2 separate regions of the Homo sapiens genome follow, and region 2 is linked to region 1. Evidence: chromatin contacts called from ENCODE Hi-C or POLR2A ChIA-PET data. All regions are on one chromosome and are shown on one strand. Each heading gives the region's core, a stretch centred on a gene start or an enhancer-like site at or near the end of the contact. The rest is flanking DNA. Distances are from core to core; before and after follow the strand shown. Region 1 holds the start of DHX29 (DExH-box helicase 29). Region 2 holds the start of KIF2A (kinesin family member 2A).

The links. A loop is a pair of places that touch in the nucleus more often than their neighbours do. ChIA-PET counts read pairs that join two places held with the same protein, here RNA polymerase II (POLR2A). Pooled maps may share reads with other maps.
Region 2: a map of naive thymus-derived CD4-positive, alpha-beta T cell shows a loop between it and region 1 (13-fold over the local background). The contact joins the promoter of KIF2A here to the promoter of DHX29 in region 1. A Hi-C loop is called at or near these places in 1 of 168 maps with a recorded cell type or tissue (naive thymus-derived CD4-positive, alpha-beta T cell) and 6 of 50 pooled maps. POLR2A ChIA-PET finds 5 or more read pairs at or near these places in 1 of 52 experiments (activated CD4-positive, alpha-beta T cell).

What each region holds. Positions count from the first base shown.
Region 1 is chr5:55,305,599-55,310,263 of GRCh38, forward strand. It overlaps DHX29 (DExH-box helicase 29), which reads right to left and starts at 2,096. Exons shown (of 27, transcript NM_019030.4): 1 at 1,789-2,096. The coding sequence starts at 1,975. It overlaps MTREX (Mtr4 exosome RNA helicase), which reads left to right and starts at 2,391. Exons shown (of 27, transcript NM_015360.5): 1 at 2,391-2,549. The coding sequence starts at 2,416. LOC124900979 (a long non-coding RNA gene) reads right to left here. Exons shown (of 2, transcript XR_007058774.1): 2 at 2,551-2,839. RefSeq lists enhancers at 1,765-2,024, 2,165-2,644.
Region 2 is chr5:62,304,148-62,308,812 of GRCh38, forward strand. It overlaps KIF2A (kinesin family member 2A), which reads left to right and starts at 2,059. Exons shown (of 21, transcript NM_001098511.3): 1 at 2,059-2,389. The coding sequence starts at 2,326. RefSeq lists a silencer at 1,763-2,792.

The DNA of each region.
Region 1 (4,665 bases), core at 846-3,345:
AAATGAGCACAGCTGTGGAGCCCTATTAAAAGACTTCGTTGCTACTCCAGGAATTCACAGGTACCAAGACTAGGATGTGAACTACACAAATGCAAAGTGAAATATGGAAAAACAGAAACAAGGAAGTCGAAGAAAAAGTTAGTTTGGGGAAAGAAGAGTGGTTTAGTACTAGCCCTGTTAAATTTGAGATGCTTGCAAAAAATAGGGTCAGAGAATCCAGCAAAATGTATAAATTGCCAACTTGAGCTTGGAAGAGAGGCCATCTACAAAGGAAAAGATAGAAGTAATGGAAATAGATGAACACTCCTAGAAGGGCTTTAGGAGTGAACTATACTGTCAAGGATTGACACCTTGAGAAAGGGTCACAGTTTGGGGCTGGAGGAAAGGGAATTCAAAGAATACAACAAATGACTATCGGTTCAAATTCAGAGGAATGTCAGTAAAAGACAAAGGAAAAGTAAAAAAGAGGCTGATCCACAGAATAAAACTGCCATAGTTGTCAGGGAGAAATTCTATGTATTTGTAATTACAAGTATGCTAACTCTGTAGCTAACACTACAATAAATCGCAGGGCAAAGAACTGTTTCCACCTTCTAGGTAAAGGTCTGGTACCTGCCTACTTTTTCAGTCTCATCTCATTTCATCCTTTGGCGATGCTTTATGTTCTGTGAATTCCTCAAGAGCCCCAAGCTCTTTCCTGACTCAAACTTTTTACACATGATGTTCATTACGCCCGCCTGGAATACTAATTTCTGCCATGCTTCACAGAGTTAACTCCTTTTTCATTCTCCTCATCTCAGCTTAACTGTTACATTTCCAGACACCATCCATGATACCTGCTCATCCCGAGAAAAATTAGATTACCCTGTTAAACTGTCTTCCCTGGCTTTTCTTTGTGGCACTTATCTATTATAAGGCTATAAATATGTCTGTGTGCGTTACCTATTAGTTAATACCTATCTCTGACATTAGACTGGCAAGCTCCATGAGGTGATGTCTCTTTTTGCTCATCACATTCCTCACATCTTATCAGACACATACTAAATATTTGCATATATACACATAAATGCTCAGCAAATATTTCTTGAATACTCCAATAAGTACAAGCAAACAACCCGAGAAGAACACAACAGAATGTAATTGTTCATCTTTTGAGCTCAACCGTAATATGTGGCCTGCTCATCTGCAGCAGGAATCGGCCATCTATAAGTTGAGTTGTCAAATCAATTTGTACAGTAAGCAAAACTGCATGGCGGCAGAAACGAGGGCAGACAATTTTACAATAGATTACACGTAACCAGTGTGTAACCAGTGTGTAAGTCCTGTAATTTTTATTAAGTATTGATTTTTCCAGAACGCATGGAGACACTAGATTGTTGCTGAAAATGATATGAAAAACTGACAGAAAATGGGGCTGGCTGGCACCAGGAGGTCAGGAACTCCACTCAGTACTCGTCTTTGCGTTAGCCTAGCTAGCTGAGATGGTGCTCAGGATGAATTCCTGCTGAAACAGGAGCTAATGCAATTATTTTGTTTTTAGAAGGGGGAGAAGTGTGAGTTAAAAGAGAAATGCCAGGCTGCAACAGGGCTACTGTCAGAATTTTGGAGGCCCAAAGAGCTTAGACTTTTTTAATCTAAAACAAGGCCACCCCATGGGGAGGTAGCAGCTCGAGTGTTGGGAAATAGAAATGTTGGGCCCGAAGCTCCTCCCGGGTTCTAAGGCCCTTTCCTCAGGACAAGCAGCAAGGTCTCAGGGCAGACAGCCAGGGGCTGGGGGACCTCTCGTACCTTGCTTGACACGGGGCTCCCTGGAGCCGGCAGCGGCAGCGGCAGCGGTGGCCGGCCTGGACACTGGCTTCTTGCTTTGGGCCTCCCCGGCAATTCCAGCCTCGGCAGATTTGGCTCTGGAAGCAGACACGGCGGCCCGGACCACCGCGGCCGCTGGAGCCTTGTGTTTCTTGTTCTTGCCGCCCATGTTGCAGCTGTGGCAGAAGATCCTTCGCGGCCCAGGCCCCGACGGTACCACTGCACAGCCGAGAGCTCTTCACATTCCCCGGCTCCGGGGCTGCCACCCTGCGCTTCGATCCGGGCTTCTCGGGCCGGGGCGACCGCTGCCTCGCAATTGGTCGAATTCAGCAGGCTCCGCCTCCTTGAGTCGCCAGCTGCCTGCCACACGCCAGGCGCCACGCGCCGCCCTCGCTCTTTATCCACTGAGCAGCTTATCCACTTTAGGTCGGAAAGGAAAGGAAAGAAAAGCAGGAAAAAAAAAAAAAGTCAGGGGAACATTTTTGTCGGCTGCGCGACTCGACTACTTTTGTCTCCTGCGGGCCACTGTTGAGCCTTCACGAGACGTCACTGTCTTCGGTCGCGGGGCATCGTGGGTAGGAGGGAGATTTGCTCTCACTGCTCCCAAAAATGGCGGACGCATTCGGAGATGAGCTGTTCAGCGTGTTCGAGGGCGACTCGACCACTGCGGCGGGAACCAAAAAAGACAAGGAAAAGGACAAGGGGAAATGGAAGGGGCCTCCAGGGTCTGCAGACAAGGCAGGGTAAGGAAGAAGTTCCAGTTGTTGCTTTTATTTTTTTTCTCGGTGGGGAGGAAGAAAACACTACTCTCTTAGGAAGAGCACGAGAAAGTGAAGTGTACATTGAGTGGCGTTGGAAGTGAAGGGGTTCCAGAAAAAAGTTGGAGAGGGTGGAAGAATGTTGGTTCGTGGAAGGGGGGTCTTGGCGTTTCCTGGTGTCTGCAGGCAGCGTGATCTTCTGCTTCAATTCCCTTACGTCGATGTTACTGATTCTGTCCCCATCTTCGCGGTTGTCTCCTGCATCAGCACAACACCTGGCACATAGTCGTTAATAAACAAAACGAATGATTAGTTGAGTAAAAGGTGAAAAGGTTTAGAAAAAATGATATGAATTGATTTGGAGGGGAAAGGGCAGATAATAACATGAGAAGGGAGAGACATTTAATCTCCAAGATGTAGTAGTTTTCTCTTCCGTAAAATGGAGATAATAGTGCCTACCACTGGTGGATATGAGGATTCAATGAGATACACGTGTAAAGTGCCTAACAGTGGTTAGCTAGCTATCACTAATAAATGGTAGCTATCGTGAGTTTATTGAGAAAAAATTTAAAAATTACTGGACCCTACCCATATGTTTAGACTGGTGCATACAGCCACCAGAAAGTGTACAGATCTGTTTATAGTAGAACAAGGAAAAGCTATTACTTGTATTAAATAAAGTAAGATGATTAATTAACAATCAACAAAATATACTCTTGGCATTGTGGGGCCAGATACCCAATAGATGCTTGAAATTAAATTAGACATGATTTTGCTCTCAAGGAATTTTCGGTGTAGGGAAAGAGAACAGGTACCCATTAAAGAGTTACAGTATAGGTGAGGAGGTCGTTAACTTAAAATGAATGATATATACAATTAAGTGTTATAAAAGTTCAAGAAAGGGAGATCCTATTTCTGACTTTCAGGAAGGCTTATTTATATACAAGAGAATATTCTGAGTTAAGGAAATTGTGTTGTTAATGGTGCCAAGTTTGTTTGTTTTTAGGAGCATAAATTGAGCAAGAGGAACTGTTTCATTTAGGGACTACAAGAGATAAGACTGGGAATATACATTGATTTGAGAACATGAGGGGCCTTGAATATCAAGCAGAGGAGTTTTGATTTCATTTTTAAAACCCTGTTGAACAAGGTGATTGGATAAGTAGAATGATAGTTTAGGAAAATTAATTTGGCAGTGGTTGGCAGAGTACTATAATAGTATAGGGAAAGAAGATAGACAGTGAGAAAGTAAATTAGGAAATTATGTTAGTTATCTGGTTGTAAAGATGAAAAGAACCTCAACTCAGGCAGTGGCAGAGGAATGGAAAGGTACGAACATGTTAAGGAAAAAATGGACAGGCCTTCATTAATTAAGGAAAACAAGGGAAAGGAAGTCAAAAGAGATGTTTAATTTGCATGTCAGGGTGAAAAAAACAGGGACGTTCAGAGGTTTTGATATAGTGATAACATTAATTTGGCTTGAGACAATGTGAAGGGATGCTAGTATGTCTGTAGGAAAATGTCCACTGGGTAGTTTTAATAGGGTTTTGGAGAGAGACCAGGACTGGAGGTATATATTTGAATATCATTTGAATTGGTCTCCTTGAGATAGAGATCTCTGTGGGGAAGTAAGTGACACAACACAGAACTTCTGGAGAGGGTACATAAGCCTAAATAAGAGATTAGAGGGATAAGAGAAAATTCTATCAGGAGTGCGAAATGAGTGGAACAAAGTGGAAAAATAGTCTACTCGCATTAAGTTGGATTGGGAGAGTTTGGGGAAGCTTTTCAGAGAAAATAAGAAAGGAGGACCAATTATTTTTATTTCTTTCAAGACAGGAAGTAATAGTTGCTAGAGTGTTTGAATGGGCAACTATGATATTATGAAGACAATACATGTATAATTTACCATGTTAGTATATACTTTACCTCAAATTTGCTAGGATAAAATGAGTTTTATTTGCAGGTTAGTTGGGGTAAGCTGTTTGACAGCCTTCCAAAGTGAAAAGAGGAAATAAAAATCTAATTTACATTTCATTATATTAGGAAATGAATATTAGAGAAAGGAAATAAGAAAACACAGGAGAACGTTAGTAGCTTA
Region 2 (4,665 bases), core at 809-3,308, 7.0 Mb after region 1:
GTGAAACCTCGTCTCTATTTTAAAAATACAAAAAATTAGCTGGGCGTAGTGGCACACGCCTGTAGTCCCAACTACTTGGGAGGCTGAGGCAGGAGAATAACTTGAACCTGGGAGGTGGAGGTGGCAGTGAGCTGAGATCATGCCACTGCACTCTAGCCTAGGCACGACAGAGTTAGACTTCGTCTCTAATAATAATAATAATAATATTTTATGAAACAATGTTAACTTTGAGCTGTATAGCTTGATTTCTTTGCATTCTTTATAAAGTATAAATAAAATATAAATAGATGTTTTATACCTCAGTTGCAGAGACATCAGAAAATGAATTCTAGACAGGAGCTTGAAGAGTTCAGATAAAACTCCCAAAATTATAGAAAAAATAAAAACTAAACCCTGATTTGGTCAAATTTCACTTGAAACCGGGGTACTCAAGTGTGTCATTTCTGGAATGTAAAAGAAGTTATTTTCCACATTGTCTATCCAGTGTGGTTTTTTTTCCATAGAAATTATATGCACTTTAGAATGGATTCAATAGAATTGTTCTTTTGACAGGTATACCTTCAATATGTTCAAGCTACAGATGAAGCCAGTCTTTTAACAGTTTTTTAAGGACCTACATGATTACTTACATTAGATAGAAAACTCTAGGCACACATATATCCACATAAGCATTGATGTATATATCCAGTTTCCAATTTTAAAATTTTAAATTGTATATTTGTAGTTATTGTTACAGGGAGATTATCAATGACTAGGGAAGGCCGGGCGCAGTGGCTCATGCCTGTAATCTCAGCACTCTGGGTGGTGGAGGCGGGTGGATTACCTGAGGTCAGGAGTTTGAGACCAGCCTGGCCAACATGGTGAAACCCCGTCTCTACTAAAAATACAAAAATTAGCCAGGCGTGGTGGCGCGGGCCTGTAATCCCACCTACTCGGAAGGCTGAGGCGTGAGAATCGCTTGAACACAGGAGGCAGAGATTGCAGTGAGCGGAGATCGCGCCACTGCACTCCAGCCTGAGCGACAGAGCAAGACTCCCCCTCAAAAACAAACAAAACAAAACAACAACAACAAAAAACAATGACTAGGGAAAGTAGGCCATGAAAAGTGTTGTTTCCAACCTATCAATTGCCAGTACTACAAGCAGGAGTTAGACGTTTGGAGGTTTTCACACGGTGCTATAAATACAGTTTCCAGGGCCCCGGTACACGTGGCCTTCCTGCTCTGCCAGGATGGAGAGTCTTGCTTTCCACATTGCTGATGTGGTCAGACTAATTAAATTATTGCAAAAAGACACATTCCCTAGTCAACCTTATGTGTCTGCCTTCTTCCCTTGAGTCACAGTTGTTGGCTTTACAGGCCAAGGCAAGTAAGTCTTGAACCCTCAGCAGAAACAGGGCACCAGCATCGGATGCCTCATAACCTGAACAGTTAAGGACGCCCCACCACAGAGCTTCTTTCTGAGTGTGATAAACTATAAGGCAAGACTGTAAAGGGGTGGATCTTCATTTCGATTTAGGGTAGGTGACACCTCAAGGGTGTTTCTTCCCTTCCAGCGTAACTGGATGGGAAACCTACACCAAGTGTGCTTGGGAGGGCTGCTTGGGTCAGCTACCTGTAAGTGGAAATAGGGGGTGCCACCTTCCGATGAAAACCCGGATCCCGTACTGTCAACGGAGGGCCCTTGAATTCACATCCCTCAGCCCGCTAGAAAGCCCCTGAAACCACGTGGCCTTTAACCCATTCCGGCAACAGCGCCAATTCCCGGAAGCGAGAGGGCAAGAAAGCTCGGCGCGACGCTTCCCGCGTCTTCTAGGCCGCGCGCTGAAATCAAACGCGACGCCGGCTAGCTGTGGGCCGGGCCGAGCGCTCAACGCTCCAGCGGCTGGGTAAGCCGCGGCCGCCGCCCACCCCGCTGCAGAGCTGGGCGGGGCCGCCTGGAGGCAGCGGGGAGAGGCCAGCCGAAAAGGAAGAAGAGACGCCGGAGGCGCGCTCTGCGCAGGCGCGCGGCGCCCCGCCTCCCCAGCGTCGGCTCCCCGGCGGGCGGTGCGGGCCCTCCCACTCTACCCCGCGCCGTCTCACGGCCCCGGCCCTAGCTTCACCCCGACTACCCGGCGTGCGCGTCCTCCTGCCGGCCTGCAGGCCCGGGGCCTCCGCCTGCTTCCCCACAGCTGCTCCTTGCGGCCCCGCTTGCGTTCACGCTGTCGCCCGGGCCGGCGCGGCCGCGGGCAACCGCTCCCCCTCCCACACCTACCCCGCCCCCTCCCCGCCTTTTCCGCCCTCCGGTCCCCCTCCCTCGGCCCGCTGCTGCTGCTCCAGATGAGGTGATGGCAACGGCCAACTTCGGCAAGATCCAGATCGGGATTTACGTGGAGATCAAGCGCAGCGATGGTGAGCCGCGCTGCCAGCCCCGCTGGCCCGCTCGGCCCCGTGTTCGGGTGTGCACGGAGGGGACGCGGGCGCCGGCCGCCTCATTGATTGCTTCGCCGGGCTGTGGGGGTGGGAAGGCGGCGGCCGCGGCGCTTTTGTGTGTGGCGTGTGTGCCAGTGAGGCCGGCTTGGGGTCCGCCCGGGCGCTGCTGCAGTTCTCCGGATCGGGCCGCGGGGGAGGGAAGCCGGGTGGGGAAAGGGCCCGGGTGTCGAGGGTCGCGTCTCCGGGGGTCTCTGGGCGAGGGCCGCTCGCTCCTCCTCCCGCAATCTCCAGCCCCCCCCCGGGGACACCAGCCCGGGAGGGAGCGGGCTTCGTTAGGGATGACCCTGCCTCGCGCTTCCCCTTGGTCTTTGCATTTTACCGGCTTGGCCTCTGACGGGGATGGGGATGGGGGTGGGGGAGCGGGAAGACCAGCGATTTCACATTTAGAGAACCGACTGCTGGTCGGAGGCCGAGATGGGGGGAAAGAGCCAGTTCCGTCGCCTTAAACTGCCGTCTGGTTGTCAGGCCTCCCCGGTTTCGTCGTCGACCATGCTGCTTTCTTTTTTGCCACTTCTTGGGAGAAAAATGTGGAGAATATCGCGCTGAGCCATGAATAAGGGTGGGGGAGCAATGGGAAGAAATATTCGATGGGCTTCTCCAAGGTGATGAGACTGTAAAGGGAATGATAGGGGATGGGCAGAGTCAATGCGAGGCACTGCTGAGAGAGTGGGGGTGGGCGACCGGATGTTGATATTTTCACACCCTCGGGAGAGGTAACTGAGAAAAGTGTAAGGCGAGGTGAAGACACATGCTTCATTTTTTTTTTTAAGAGCCTTAGGCTTATGTATCTTTCTCTAGGTTTCTCTTGGGGAAAATGGTTTATGACACTAGCTTGGGGTGTGGAGTGAGATACGCCAGCCAGACTGGAAATAATTCATATTGTAAAGGAATAAATGCACGGAGGGAGATAAGTAAAATTATTTTCTTTCGGTACCAATATTGAAAGAACGAGAGATGTGTGATAATCTCGAGTTGAGCAGTGTTCCTGACTCCATCTCTCATACCGATTCCTTTTTTTTTTTTTTTGAGACGGATTTTCACCCAGGCTGGAGTGCAGTGGTGCGATCTCGGCCCACTGCAACCTCCGCCTCCCGTGTTGAAGCTATTCTTGTGCCTCAGCCTCCTGAGTAGCTGGGATTACAGGCGTTGTCACCACACCCAGCTAATTTTTTGTATTTTTAGTAGAGACGGGGTTTCACCATGTTGACAAGGCTGGTCTCGAACTCCTGACCTCAAGTGATCCACCTGCCTCGGCCTCCCAATGTGCTGGGATTACAGGCGTGAGCCATCGCGCCTGGCCTCGATTCCTTTTATGAGTGCCTTATTTATTAACCTTTAGCCTAGCCTAGTCAGTAGTAACTTGGCTGTCACGTCCACGTGCCCCTTGGATTCTGCCAGGTTTGACCAAGTTACGTGAAGCTAGATTGATTTTCATGTTGTGTGTATGATATATTGGAAGACCCTATATAGCTAATGATTTTTTCCTCCGTTATATTTGAAGTAATTTGTGGTAACAACTGAAACCATCGTTATCCTGTATATGAAAAGATAAATTATACCGCTTAGAGCTTTAGAAATTACCAATAACACTAATGGGAAAGAGATACCTTCTTTACTTGGGTTGAGGTTTCTTTTATATTTTCTCTTCAGATTACTTTCTTGAAAGAGTGCTGTTAATGTCATTTTTTTAGGTAAATACGAGTTCACAGTATACCAGCAAAAGTAGGATTTACATATTATTTTGAAGATTCTGGGTGCACAGCAACACCTGTCCCTGGTATACACCCAAGGGAGAGGAAATCACCACCTTGTGAAGATATCTGCACTCTCGCGTTCATTGCAGCATTATTCACAGTAGCCAAGATAGGGAAGCAACCTAAATGTCCATCGATGGGTGAGGAATGGCTAAAGAAATTATGTGTGTGTGTATACGTTTATGTGTGTGTATAGACAATGTACAATGGAACATTATTCAGCCTTAAAAAAGGAGATCCTACTGTTTACCACAACATAGATGGACCTGAAGGACGTTATGTTAAATGAGATAAGCCAGACACCAAGGAAAATATTGCATAATCTCACTCATATGTAGAATATTTTTTTAAGGAGCTAAAATACACAGAACGAAACAGTGGTTACTACTGGTGGTGGGGAAGGAGAGGAAATGGGGAGATATAGGTCAAGGATACAAAATA